2 separate regions of the Homo sapiens genome follow, and region 2 is linked to region 1. A link is an interaction called in ENCODE POLR2A ChIA-PET data of the cell type or tissue named here. Cell type or tissue: GM12878. All regions are shown on one strand. Links, peaks and the distances in the headings refer to the core of each region. The heading gives the core; the rest is flanking DNA.

Region 1 (6,430 bases), core at 746-4,745:
TACAGGAGTGAGCCACTGCACCCAGCCTGTGCCCTAGTTTTTGTACTTACTGTTTCATCTGGGGCAAGCCAGGGACCTTATCAGGGCCTCAGTTCCTCCATAGGGAAAAATGAGGTAATAGTCCCTACTTTATAGGGTTGTGAGGATCTGTGAACTATTATACATGAGAAAAGTAACCTGTCAATGAAGATGAAAATATCAGCTGTGATTATTCTGAAAACATCACTAAATGCCTATCAAGAAGTTGACCTTTTCCATTTTTTTCTTCATATTAATCGTATGAAGAGGGCAGTCTGGCAGAAATTTACATATTCTGACTGATAAGCCTCCTAACATTCATTCATTCATTGAGATGGGATCTTGCTCTATTACCCAGGATGGAGTACCTGGAATGATCACAGCTCACTGCAGCCTCAAACTCTGGGCTCAAGCAATCCTCCTGCCTCAGCCTCCTGAGTATCTGGGACTACAGGCAGATGCCACCAGGCCTGGCTAATTTCTTGTACTTTTTGTAAAGACAAGGTCTCGTTATGTTGCCCAGACTGGTCTCAAACTCCTGGGCTCAAGTGATCCTCCTGCCTGGCCTAACAAAGTGTTAGGATTACAGGCGTGAGCCACCATGCCCAGCCCAAAGGCTCCATACCTTAACAGTCAAACTTCTCTCAGCCTATGGATGCTGTGGGAAACTGAGGCTATCCAATTTGCTATGTTGCCAGCCTGGGTCAACAAAGGTGTCTTTGACATGAGCCTCCAACCAGGGGGCTGGGCTCTGCTCCATGGCCACCAGGCTGAACCAAGACACACCCCAGCCCCAAGTCCCTGTGCCCTACCTTCCTGGATGCTGTTCTGCAGGTGGTTGACAATGGCAGCCAGGATGGTGGAGAGACTCATGACCTGGGCACACTGGGCCAGGCCGAGGGTGAAGAGCTCATTCCAGCAGGCCCGCACAAGGCTGGTGTTGCAGTCCTGCCTAGGAATATAGAAAGGAGTCTGAGTGTGGTGTGTGTTGGCATTTCTCCAAGGTTGTGGGGCATCCAGGCACTAAGTCCCAGCATTTCCCAAACAGGTGAATTCAGCAAGTGTTTATTGAAGTGCTATCCAGGATCATTCTTCAAGAAAAGGATGAAGTCTATGAATAAGTCTATGAATGTTTTAACTAAAATCCTTCTAATGATCAACTATTCTCTTAAAAAACATTCTTTAAATAATAAAAAAATGTTAATAGGTATGGCCAAACCATCATTACCTACAGCCTTCAAAAGCCTCAGCATCCTGGACTGACTGTCCCAAGAGATGGTATCAGTTACTTAGGTCCTGCAGCCAAGGTCATGAGAGGCTACGGGGACCAAAAGACGGAGATGAGTACAGATTCTGAAGGGCAGAAACATGCCCTGCAACCCTGCAGGGCAGGAGGCAGGCTTTGTGCTGGATCCGAGACTGAAGCAGGGAGGATGAGGGTCCAGCTAAGGCCGCTTCCAGCCTTGCCCTGGCTAACTTCTACTCAGTTAGTCAGCAAAGTTGGCACATCACAAAACAATACATCCTTATTCTCAGAAACCCCTAAATTGCATTCCCTCACCTGTCTCAAGATTTCAGGAGGCCGGAGAAACTGGGCTGTCTTGACAAAGCTGTTTCTTCCAGTTGCCTTAAGTGTGGCCCAGCCACAGGAAGGCAGTGAGAACCAGGGCTACTGCACTGGGTCATTCCCAAATGCCCCAGATGCACATCTAGTATTTTACTATGATCACTGCCCTGAACACTAACTTATGAAAAACAGTACATGAAATGTAAATGAAACCACTTTAAATGTGGTAGCACATTTTATCTAGCCCGGACTGAGAAACTCTGTGGAGGAGGTTCCAAATTACCCAACTAGAAAAAGTACACTCAGGGCAGTGGGTAACAATGTTTTAACCTCATTTAAAAAATCTCAGGTACCTATCAGTACTATTAACTGTGGACTGTGGTGTTATTTAAAAAAAAAAAAAAAAAAAAAAAAAGCCTGAGGTTACACCACCTACCAGATAGTAGCAAGGGGTAGGCCATTCTCCCAAAGAGCTAACAATGAAACTCCTAATACTTGTTTAGCAGTCACTACCTGTCTAATTCTCCCTGGAGAATGGGACAATTCTGACTGCCTTTCCTTTAATCATGGAGGGAGGTGACCATTCTAACAACTACTCAGGACACATCCCACACCACCTGACCCACAGAACCACACTGCCTTCTGCTGAGTCCCTTGCATGCCAGGCACTGGGTTAAGAGCTTTATAGATCTGAAACCCACGCGAGGATTCTACAATGAGAAACTGGAGGCTCAGAGAGGTAAAGTGACTTGCACAAGGCCACACAGCTGACAAGCACTATTCTTATGGCCCGACAACCAGGTCTGTTTGCCCCAAAGACAATAGTGTCAACTACTAGACAACCCTGCCCTCCATTCTAGTGTTTTCCACATATTACCTAAGGATGGTTACTCTGCAATATGCAATGACTCTCATTGTATTTCCATTTTTATATGGTTACTTATCTTTCAACCAGACTGCCAGCCACCTGATGGCACGGTGGCAGCTGCACCAGCTGCACAGCACTTGGCACACTGGCAGAGCCGATGCTGGTATTTAGAGGAGAAACATACACAAGTGGTACTCAAGAAAGCAAGAAAAGGGGGGGGGGTTTCCTGTAGAGATGACACCAGGTTCTGTACTACTCAATGTGCCAATTGGCACTGTGGCTTGTGTGAGATTGTAAATCCATGTTTGAGGAAACAGCTGATTCACATTCACCTTATTAAGGCCTAGGCACAGTTCCCGGCCTGGCTTCAGTTTGTTGAGTCACACTGTGCATAGCACAGTGCTGGGGACTACCCTTGCCTTCTACATTCTTCTCCATCCCCAGCTCCTAGCACCAAATCCTTGGTGTATCTAGGAGGCTCCATAAAGTTTAGAGGAACATTGCAGAACTGGCAACTGGTAATCCTGCTACCAGTCCACTAACTATATTTAATAAAAAACTCAGGGTCCTTTGAATGAGGTCATAGAAACAGTCAAACTAGACAGGCCCTCAGAGTTCTTCCAGGTCATTCCTAGGGAGAGGAAGGCTCCTGCCCGAGGATACATGCACAGCAAGAGGCCACTTACCCAAGTGCCTGAAAGGCTGGGATTGACCGAGCCCAGTGCATTGAGAGGAAAAGCAGACGGGATGCAGACTCACAGATGTAGTGCACGTTGAGGTACTCTGGCATTGGACTGGGCATTGTTAGCTGGAAAAGAGGAGGCACATGGCACAGGAGGTGAAGGAAGGACAGGGGATGGCTTTGTCTGTCAACATGTATCCCTGTCATGCTTCAATAGCAGTGGCATCTAGAGTTGCTGTCTGATTCTGAAGTCCCATGCAGTCGGGGGGCTTGCACGGACTCCCCATGTTTTCTTGCTCAGTGAACTAGGGTCTAATGGGCCTTGGAATGTGGTCCATAAGCCTAAGGGGATCTTCCCAGCCCACCCCCACAAAAACATACTCCTCAAGTCTTGCCTCAGCTAAACTGTTATTTGTTCTATGGCAATTCCATTTTGAGCCATAGGTTAAGGTCTAAATTAAATCTGGGGAACAGGGGCCAGGTGCGGGTGGCTCATGCCTGTAATCCCAGCACTTTGGGAGGCTGAGGCAGGCAGATCACCTGATGTCAGGAGTTCGAGACCAGCCTGGGCAACATAATGAAACCCTGTCTCTATTAAAAATACAAAAATTAGCCAGGTGTGGTGGCATGCACCTGTAGTTCCAGCTACTTCGGAGGCTGAGGCAGGAGAATTGCTTGAACCCAGGAGGTGGAGGTTGTGGTGAACCAAGATTGTACCACTGCACTCCAGTATGGGTGACAGTGAGACTCAGTCTCAAAAAAAAAAAATCTGGGTAACAGGGGCCAACTTCATGGACTAGCAGGCATTTTGGGAGATGGTCTTAAGGTAGCAGTAAGTAAGAGCTAAGCAGCTCATGTGACAGGAGCACTTTGGGAGGCTGAGGTGGGAGGATTGCTTGAGGCCAAGTGTTTGAGACCAGCTTGGGCAACATATCAAGGACACCATCTCTACAAAAAATAAAAATAAAAATTAGATGGGCATGGTGGTGCATGCCTATAGTCCTAGCTACTTGGGAGGCTGAGGCAGGAGGATCACCTGAGCCCAGGAGTTCAAGACCAGGAGTTTGAGGTTACAGTGAGCCACAATCACATCACTACGCTTCAGCCTATGTATTTGTTTAAAAAAAAAAAAAATACTGGGGGAAAAGGAGGACTCAGCAGTCTGGAGACCTAGAGACTGAGAGGGCTTCAGGTACCCTCTGAGTGTCCTGTAGAAAAAGTGAGACCAGTGAATGACAGCACGGGGAACACCCATGAGGCCTTAACAGCACTCTTCAAGGGATCTACTTTCTGTGGCTCTAGAGGGCAGAGCAGTCAGGATCAATGGCTGGCTGCCTGCTTGTTGTAGATTTTATATGAGGGTTTCTATGACACAGAGAAGAGACAAAAGTGCCTGCCTGAGCCCATGGGGCAGCCAGGCAGTCACAGAGAGGCAGAGGCAGAGCATTCAGCCCTCAGCAGTTACCACTATGTCAGCCTGTCTTAGTAATGATGGGCCACGCCTGCTTCATGGTTACCTTCAGAACCAAATGGCACTGTGAGCAAAAGACAAGTGAAGATGCTTCATAATGGGACTATCATTCTGGAATACAAGATCCAGTTTGAAGTCATAATGTTAAATACCAGATTGAAGATGAGCTCACTCCAAGGTTTAATTTTTATTTATTTATTTATTTTTGAGGTGGAGTTTCACTCGTTGCCCAGGCTGGAGTGCAGTGGCATGATCTTGGCTCACTGCAACCTCTGCCTCCCAGGTTCAAGTGATTCTCATGCCTCAGCCTCCTGAGTAGGTGAGACTACAGGCATGCGCCTCCATGCCCGACTAATTTTTGTATTTTTAGGAGAGATGGGATTTCACCATGTTGGCCAGGCTGGTCTTGAACTCCTGAGCTGAAGTGATCCACGTGCCTTGGCCTCCCGAAGTGCTAAGATTACAGGCATGAGCCACTATGCCTGGCCCCAAGGTTTGATTTTTAAAACTGCAGATCGGCTTTGGTACAGAACCTATCCCCCAGCAGGTTGGGGGCACATGGTTAGGCTGAATTCACTCACCTTAAATGTGACGTGTGTGTCTGAAAGGAGGGGGCCTTCAACCTCAATGATGGGTGTCGACTGGTCTCTGCTGATGACGTGGATGCTCCCTCCTCCACTGGTGTCTATCCCATCTGCCAAGCTTGGAGAAGAGGAGCTGTCTGTGGTATTAAGTGCTTTAGCTAAGGTATCAAATGCCCTGTGAGCAAAAATGAAGCATGTAATTGTTGTGAATCTACAGCTTTTAGGGGGAACAGAATTCTAGCTATGATTTAGAAAAACTACAGTGGGAAAAGATAATTAAATTCTACCGTAGAGATGGGGTTTCACTATGTTGGCCAGGCTGGTCTCAAACTATTGACTGCAGGTGATCTACCTGCCTTGGCCTCTCAAAGTGCTGGGATTACACACGTGAGCCACTGCATCCGGCAAACAATGAAAACTTGTATGTATTATCTACACATCATCTTAGGCACTGAGCTATGTATTATCTAACTTCATGGACAATTTCTTTCTTTTCTTTTCTTTCTCTCTTTTCCTTCCTTTTCTCTCTTTCCTTCCTTCCTTCCTTCCTTTTCTCTTTGTCTCTTTCTCTTTTTCTTTCTCTCTTTCAGAGATGGGGTCTATCTATATCTATCTATCTATCTATCTATCTATCTATCTATCTATCTATCTATCTATTATTTATTTACTTTTTCAGAGATGGGTCTCAGCTGGTCTCAAACCCCTGGGATCAAGTGATCCTCTTGTCTCAGCTTCTCTAAGTGCTGGGATTATAGCTGTGAGCCACTGCACCTAGGCCCAATTTCTATTTTTCACAAGTACCCTCCAAAGTTAAAAATTATCTTCCATTTTACAGATGTGAATGCTGAGCTTACAGTTGTTAAATAACTTTTCCAAGACCATCCATATAGTAAGTGGTAGAACCAGAATTCTACCTAATTCAAATCCCACCCACTTTCCACGGTACCTAGATCTTATTTGTTATCAGACCACAAGTGAACAAAGGACTGGAACACTTGTATAGTCTCCAGCTTTGTATCTGGCTGGTCTGGCATGTTAGGAGCAGAGCACAAGAGCCAAACTGCAGAGAAGAAACATCCTTAGTAGCAGTTATCGGCATCTGGCATTAGCTCATACTATCACTATCTATCAGCCACTATCACTCTAGTTACCCTGGTGGATTTAAGCTCTGAATTCATTACTCAGAAAAAATATACATGAGGGCTGGGTGGGGGTGGTGGCGCACGCCTGTAAACCCAGC
Region 2 (6,430 bases), core at 760-4,759, 460 kb before region 1:
ACAGCCTGTGGGCCGAATCCAGCCTGCCTCCTATATTTGTGTAAACTTTTACAAAACATGACCAATCTCATTCCTTCATGTATTGTCTATGGCTGCTGTCCTGTACAATGGCAAAGTGAGGTTGTAACGGAGACCATGTGACCCACAAAGCCTAAATATTTACTATGTTGACCTTTATAGCAAAAGTTTGCTGACTCCTGCTATAGCTTATGGTCTTTACTAAGCTGATCAAAACAACAGTGCTTATTGCTAAGTAGTATAATAATAATCTTGTCTTTTATAATCTAAAATATTGTGTGTGTCCATGCTTGTGCACTGGGTGTGCCTATAAAGTACCAGATAGATTTAAGCATGTAACTGGTATATGCCGCTTCATCCAAAAAGACTTGCCTACATGCCCTTTGGAAATCTATATATTTTGTTTGTTTGTGGTTTCGTTGTTGTTGTTTTAGTTACGTTTAGCTTTGTCAGCAACACTTTGGCCCAGACAGGATTAGAGCTGAGACCCCTGGCCATGAAGGTCTTCCCTGAAGCAGAGGAGGGCAGGCTCCCCTTGGACGGTCTCGGTGGGGGGTTGACTTTGAGGCTTACCAGAGCAGTCAATACTGCTGTGGTATTTTGAGTCAAGTCGGTTTTTGAGCCAAATGAAAAGCAGCCTGTTTGATTGCTCTCAATTTCCTCTTGGCTTGCAGGGGGATAAGTATCCCTGGGCTCCCAACCTCATATCCTCCCCTGGGCTGAAGGCACTCTTGTCCTCCAAGCCTCCCCTACAGCAGTGTTCATGGGCAGCTGGAGCAGGGCTGCCTACCCATTGCTACTCCCAGGAGCTCAGGACTGGCTCCAGACCCCTGGCATCTGGAGCAGAAGCAACATCAAAGCAGGGATTGGCCAACTCCCACCCCTAATGCCAAACAGGCCAGGCACTGGGAGCACTCAGAGGCGTGACGAATCTCAGCCTGTCTCCGGCTAGTGTTCCCTGGCCAGTCCGCTTTGGGCCCTGCCTCACAATGACGGGCTCATCATTCAGCCTCGCTCATCTGCTCATCATTTCAGGACTGCTCTGTTACTCGGCAGGCTGCTTGGGTGAGTTGTGTGTGCGTGTGTGCACGTGTGTGTGTGTGTGTGGATGCACATGCATTGTTTTGGAAAAAAGACTCTTGGAAAGCAGACTGTACTAGGAGGTTTTAGCAGCCTTTAAATTTTTTTTCTTTTTAAGTTTTTCTTTCACAGGGCTGTTTCTCATTGTGAAAGCCTTTAAATTTTAAACTGCTCAGCCAGTGTTGAAGTTGCAATGCAAAGGGGTTTCACAGTAGAGTTGGTGGGGACCTGGCATACATGCTAACGGGTGTGTGCACTTGTCTGTGTCCCTCTTGTGACCTTGACTGACACAAGTACCTTGTGCTGGCAGCTGGTACCTTGGCTGGCAGCTGGTACCTTGGCTTTGAAGTAAAATCGTGTTCTGTAGTCTGGGCCCCCGCTGGCGTTGGGTGGCTGAGACAGTCTCCATCACTCTTGAGTGGACTGCCTTGGGTAATTTGGCTCAGAGGCACAGCCACCAAACCACAAATTGTTCTTTGTAGGTTGTATCCTTGCCTGCTCAGGGACATACAGCAGAAGGCAAACTCTACCATGTTCTTTCAGAGAAGTTCAAATTACGTGCAACTTTTAGGATCAGAATTTGTCTTTCAAGGTTTGTTGTGGGGATTGAAGGAAAATTGTAGGGTGCAGCCTTCTCTGGAACATGTGAATTGGGGGGAATTTTGGGCAAATTGCATTCAGTTAATGTAAGAACTTTACTGTAGCTGAGACCCAACTCACTACAATAAAGTCAAAGCACTCTGAGCTGCCATACAGCGTGTGCCCTTGGCTTTCTCTCTTCTTTGGGGTCTGTCTCTCTCATGCAAGTTCCCACAGGCAGGGAAAGGCCCCAAAAGAGGAGGAGGAAGTAAAAAGCTGACTAGTCCACCAACTGGACAGGCAGGTGCAGAACAGTTAAATGGCTGCACTTGTAATTCTCTCAACCTGCTGAGGCAGGATGCTTATGTCACTTCTTTCCTTTGACAGTTTCTAATGACACATTTGTTGGATTGAGGGGGTGGGAGGGAAGGCTACTTGATGGAAAAACAGAAGGCAGAAATGGAAATGGCTATTTCCAGTAACCTATTGTGGGGCTGGCCTTGCAAGAGGGTAGATGAAGATGGATACAGTGGTGGTTCTGGTGTCATACTTATTTTAAAAAGGGACTAAAGGAGGCCAGGTGCAGTGGCTCATGCCTGTAATCCCAACACTTTGAGAGGCTGAGGTGGGCGGATCACCTGAGGTCAGGAGTTCAAGACCAGCCTGGCCAACATGACAAAACCCCATCTCTAGTAAAAATACAAAAATTAGCCAGGCATGGTGGCACTCGCCTGTAATCCCAGCTGCTCAGGAGACTGAGGCATGAGAGTGGCTTGAACCCTGGAGGCGGAGGTTGCAGTGGGCTGAGAACCCACCACTGCACTCCAGCCTGGGCAATAGAGTGAGACTTCGTCTCAAAAAAAAAAAAAAAAAAAAAAAAAGGCAAAAGGACTTTGGAGATGATTTGGGCAAAACTCTTTGTGGTACAGATGAGGAAACTAAGTTTCAGATTGAGTAAGTGAGTTGTACTGGCTCACATGGCCACTTGCACCTAGACTTAACACTCTTTAATCAAATCCATGTCTTTCCAAGAGTAAATTGGAGAAAATCGCTTTCCAAAGATGTGCCTCAGTTTCTTGAAATGAAACAAGAGAAAGTCTCCTTTTCAAGAATGGGTATTGAGTCCAAAGGGCAAAACCAGCATCATCGACAACAAAAGCTTCAAACACTTGCCAAAGCCTGCATTAAACAATTACCCATAATTTGGCAATGCACTGGCCACATACAACATGAGCTTGATGTCTTTAAGTTGGGACATGCGGTCCTGAAGTTCCGTGATGGTTGGCATTTCCAAGGCAGCTGCCTGGTGCTGAGCCACGTGCTGCTCCCAGGTTTCTGCAGGCTCCACGGAGATACGCACAGGATTGCTTTCAATACAACAGAGCCTTCCGGGGCTTTTCCAGACTGGAGCCTGAGCTCAGACACAATTCTATAGAGACAGTCCATGAGAAAGACCCACAGGCCACTCGGATGACACCAAAATAGACATGTGAAGTCCTGGCTTAGTTGACTGGGAGGGAGGAGGGAGGGGGAAGCTGCTCCCAAACACGTCCACCTGATGGAAATATTCTGAACAGGAATGAGCTGTAAATAAACTAGGCTCCTAAAAACAAATAGCTTCAGGGAGTCAGGGGAGGGCAGAAATAGATGGCCTTCCCCTGCTGGGAAGAAAGTGGGTCAAGGGGGAAAGGGTGAGGGGGATGGGGTGGGGGAGCCGAACAATGCAGAAGCCTCAGCCAGAAATGCAGCTGATAATTTGTGGTCACTGAAGAGGTCTCCAATTTCCAGGAAGAAAGGAGAGAAGTGATTGCTTTAAATGATACAAGGTCCTTCATCAGTGGAAGGCCACACAGGGTGCTGGGTGAAGGAAGGCACTGGAGGCCATATATGGTCTGGAAAAATAATGGTGATGAGTGCATATTAGCAGTGTGGGCCTGCCAGCCTCCCAGGTGCTTTTGGAACACTGCAGCCTCAGCCCTTAGCTGTGTGCTGAGGCAAAAGAGAAGCAAAGGAGAAACTGTAGCCAGGGGACCTTAAAAACGTTCCGGGATTGGTGTGAACCTGCCAGCCTCCTCCACCCTACAACTGAAGCTGCCCACTCCTAGCGACTCAACACTCTAGGAAACTTGGAGAAGCTTGAGGAGGAATACATTGGCATTAATGTCAAGTTCGGGAACAATGTATCCATATTATTTTACCACTGAGAAAAGTAGCCCGTGACAGCTGGAGCTGCCCTGACTCTCAGAGCTCGGCATGGTGTTTTGCAACACAGAAGCGATGTCACAGAACACCAACTTCAGACAGGGTCACCCTGTGACCTTGATGGATTGAGAAGAAAGTAAGAATCACTTGATAATCACAACTGAACACAGACGAAAACAGGACTATCATCCAACCACAAAAGTAACTAAACATTCTCCTATCCTTGCTAATATGAGTGATTGCTGCTGTTTAAAAAACCAATCACAGCTTTGGTCTTGCTCCACTCTCTTCTAGATATGAATTAAGGTACTCAATTATAGAATGGCCCTTTCTTCCTGATGGCATCCAATTCAGAGTGAAGCCAGACTTCATTTCCTCAGTCTCCCCTCCATCACTTAGCAAAATCCCCAACCCTAGGATCAGTCCTTCCCAGCATCCTCTAACTGAGATGCCCCACGGTTCCTTCCGGTGTGTGTTCTCCCTCTTTGCAGTGAGTCAATAAACCCAGCTTGGTTCCCTGAAGCCTTTGCTTGGAGGGCACTGATGCTATAGCCCCAAGTTGTTGTTATGGGACTTGAAGCTCCAGACCTTCATTTCTACCACATGCAGTCATGGTGTAGAGCTCAAGAGGAAGGGCTCCGGAACCAGACTGCCTGGCTCTGTCACTTACTAGCTATATGACTTCGGACAAATTGCTTAACCTCTTTGCCTCAGTTAATGGATCTGTAAAATGGAGATGATGATAACAAGAGTAGTACCTAGCTCTTAGGGTTGCTGTGAGGATTAGGTGAATTTCTATGTGTGAATCACTTAAATGGTGCCTTGCATGTGGTGTTTGTCATTATTAATTCAGCAAACGTTTGTGGAGTGTCTAGCATATGCCAGATACAGTGCTAGACCCTGGGGATAAAAGCTGGCTCCTGCTCTCCCAGAAAGCACAGTTTGGTCAGAGGGATACAAGGAAATAGTTTTTCCCCATGGAGGAAACCTAACATAGGGGTAAACCCAGAGAAAAACAGCAGGGCCACTCAATCTTGCCTGGGAAGTCAAGGAAAGCTTCCTGGTGGAGACGGCATCTAGTGGAGGCTGCTTGTGGGAGGGCAGGGAGTGGGGTACAAGCAGAAGGCCTCTGAGCTCTGCAAGCCTTTCCAACTACAGATGCCATTTAGGTACTTTCTGCTTCCCACAGGCCTGGCCCAGTGCCTGGCAAAGAGTGTGCTCAAATGAATAAATGTCTAACACCCATAAACTAGTGCCTGCTGTGACTTTTCTTTCTCAAACTCTGACCACTGTTGCCCTGGGTACCCTGCAACTTCAAAACCACCCTTGATTCTTCCTGCTTCTTCCCTCCTGCAACATGTTGGCCCCGTTTCTCTGCATCAGTCCCTCCCTTCCTGTCCCGTGCCCTGCTGCATGCTCCCATTCTCCAAGCCTGTCCTCCCCACACCTGCACCTTCCTTGCACACAGTGTTCTCCAGCACCATTTTGATCCTGTCACTCCTTTACCCTGCACCTGCCGTGGTTTCCTACGACTTTCCAATTAAAGCCTAAACCCTTTTGTGGGGTATCCAAAACAGCACAATCTAGCCCCAAATTAACTTTCCAGCTTTCCCTGCATCCTGACCCCAACAGTCACTATTCCTTTAAGATAAGAGCTTCCTCTTCAGTGCAATGGCACAATCTCGGCTCACTGAAACCTCTGCCTCCCAAGTTCAAGCAATTCTCCTGCCTCAGCCTCCCAAGTAGCTGGGATTACAAGCATGTGCCACCACGGCCAGCAAATTTTTGTGTTTTTAGTAGACACGGGGTTTCGCCATTTGGTCAGGCTGGTCTTGAACTCCTGACCTCAAGTGATCTGCCCACCTCAGCCTCCCAAAGTGTTGGGATTACAGGCGTGAGCCACCACGCCTAGCCTGTTTGACATATTTTGGAGTGCCTGTCTGCCTGGCCTTCCTCAGGAGAAACTCCTCCCACAGCCTCTGTTGAGCTGGTGACAGACCCTGAGATCCTGCTAAAGACTGGGTCTGAGTCTGGTCCAGGGCAGGCTCTGCTTAGCTGCCCCCATGACCTGTCACCTGGCTGGGCAAACAGATTCCCTGTGGTGGCTATTTGAACTAAGACCCACAAGGGGATGTTCCAGACAAAGCAGATGGGGGAGGTAAAAGAGGTGAGGCAAGACTGGGTCAGCCGTCATGGAGAGATGGGCGTGAAGACGCCAAAGAGGATGGAATGGATCAGATGCACAGAAAGAAGCATAAAAGGGGAGATGGGGGACAGGGGATCGAGGAAGGTGAGAGAAATACCAGGACAGTGTCATGTCCCATTGACTCATTGGCTCCAGCTCTTTCTGACAGTTGTTAACTTTACAATAAATCTCCTTTTTCCCCAGAGCCCATGTGAGTGAAGCTCTGCTTCTCACAATCCAAGTAGCCCTGAATGGAACATGGGTCTTTCTCCTGCCATTCCTCCCGCTCCCTGGGGAGCCTCCCCTCCTTCCATCAGCCACCTCCCCAGCTAGCCCTTCAAGGCCTAGCTCAAGTATGCATGACTT

The links. ChIA-PET counts read pairs that join two places held together with the same protein. Peaks named below come from ENCODE experiments on the same cell type or tissue, not always from the same donor. Only the 100,000 strongest peaks of a DNase experiment are listed, where the experiment ranks them.
Region 2: POLR2A ChIA-PET joins it to region 1 with 6 read pairs; 2 of 35 experiments call an interaction of 5 or more read pairs at or near these places.

The regions. Positions count from the first base shown.
Region 1 is chr3:15,029,210-15,035,639 of GRCh38, reverse strand. NR2C2 (nuclear receptor subfamily 2 group C member 2) reads right to left here. Exons shown (of 14, transcript NM_001291694.2): 9 at 5,188-5,365; 10 at 3,140-3,261; 11 at 831-970. Among named protein-coding and RNA genes, the nearest start is that of MRPS25, 33 kb to the left of the region's middle. In GM12878, for the core only: no CTCF peak of the experiment used is centred there; no DNase peak of the experiment used is centred there.
Region 2 is chr3:15,493,165-15,499,594 of GRCh38, reverse strand. The region is part of intron 1 of COLQ (collagen like tail subunit of asymmetric acetylcholinesterase); the gene reads left to right. MIR4270 (microRNA 4270) reads left to right here and starts at 3,287; the gene lies at 3,287-3,356. In GM12878, for the core only: no CTCF peak of the experiment used is centred there; a DNase peak (open chromatin) is centred at 2,619.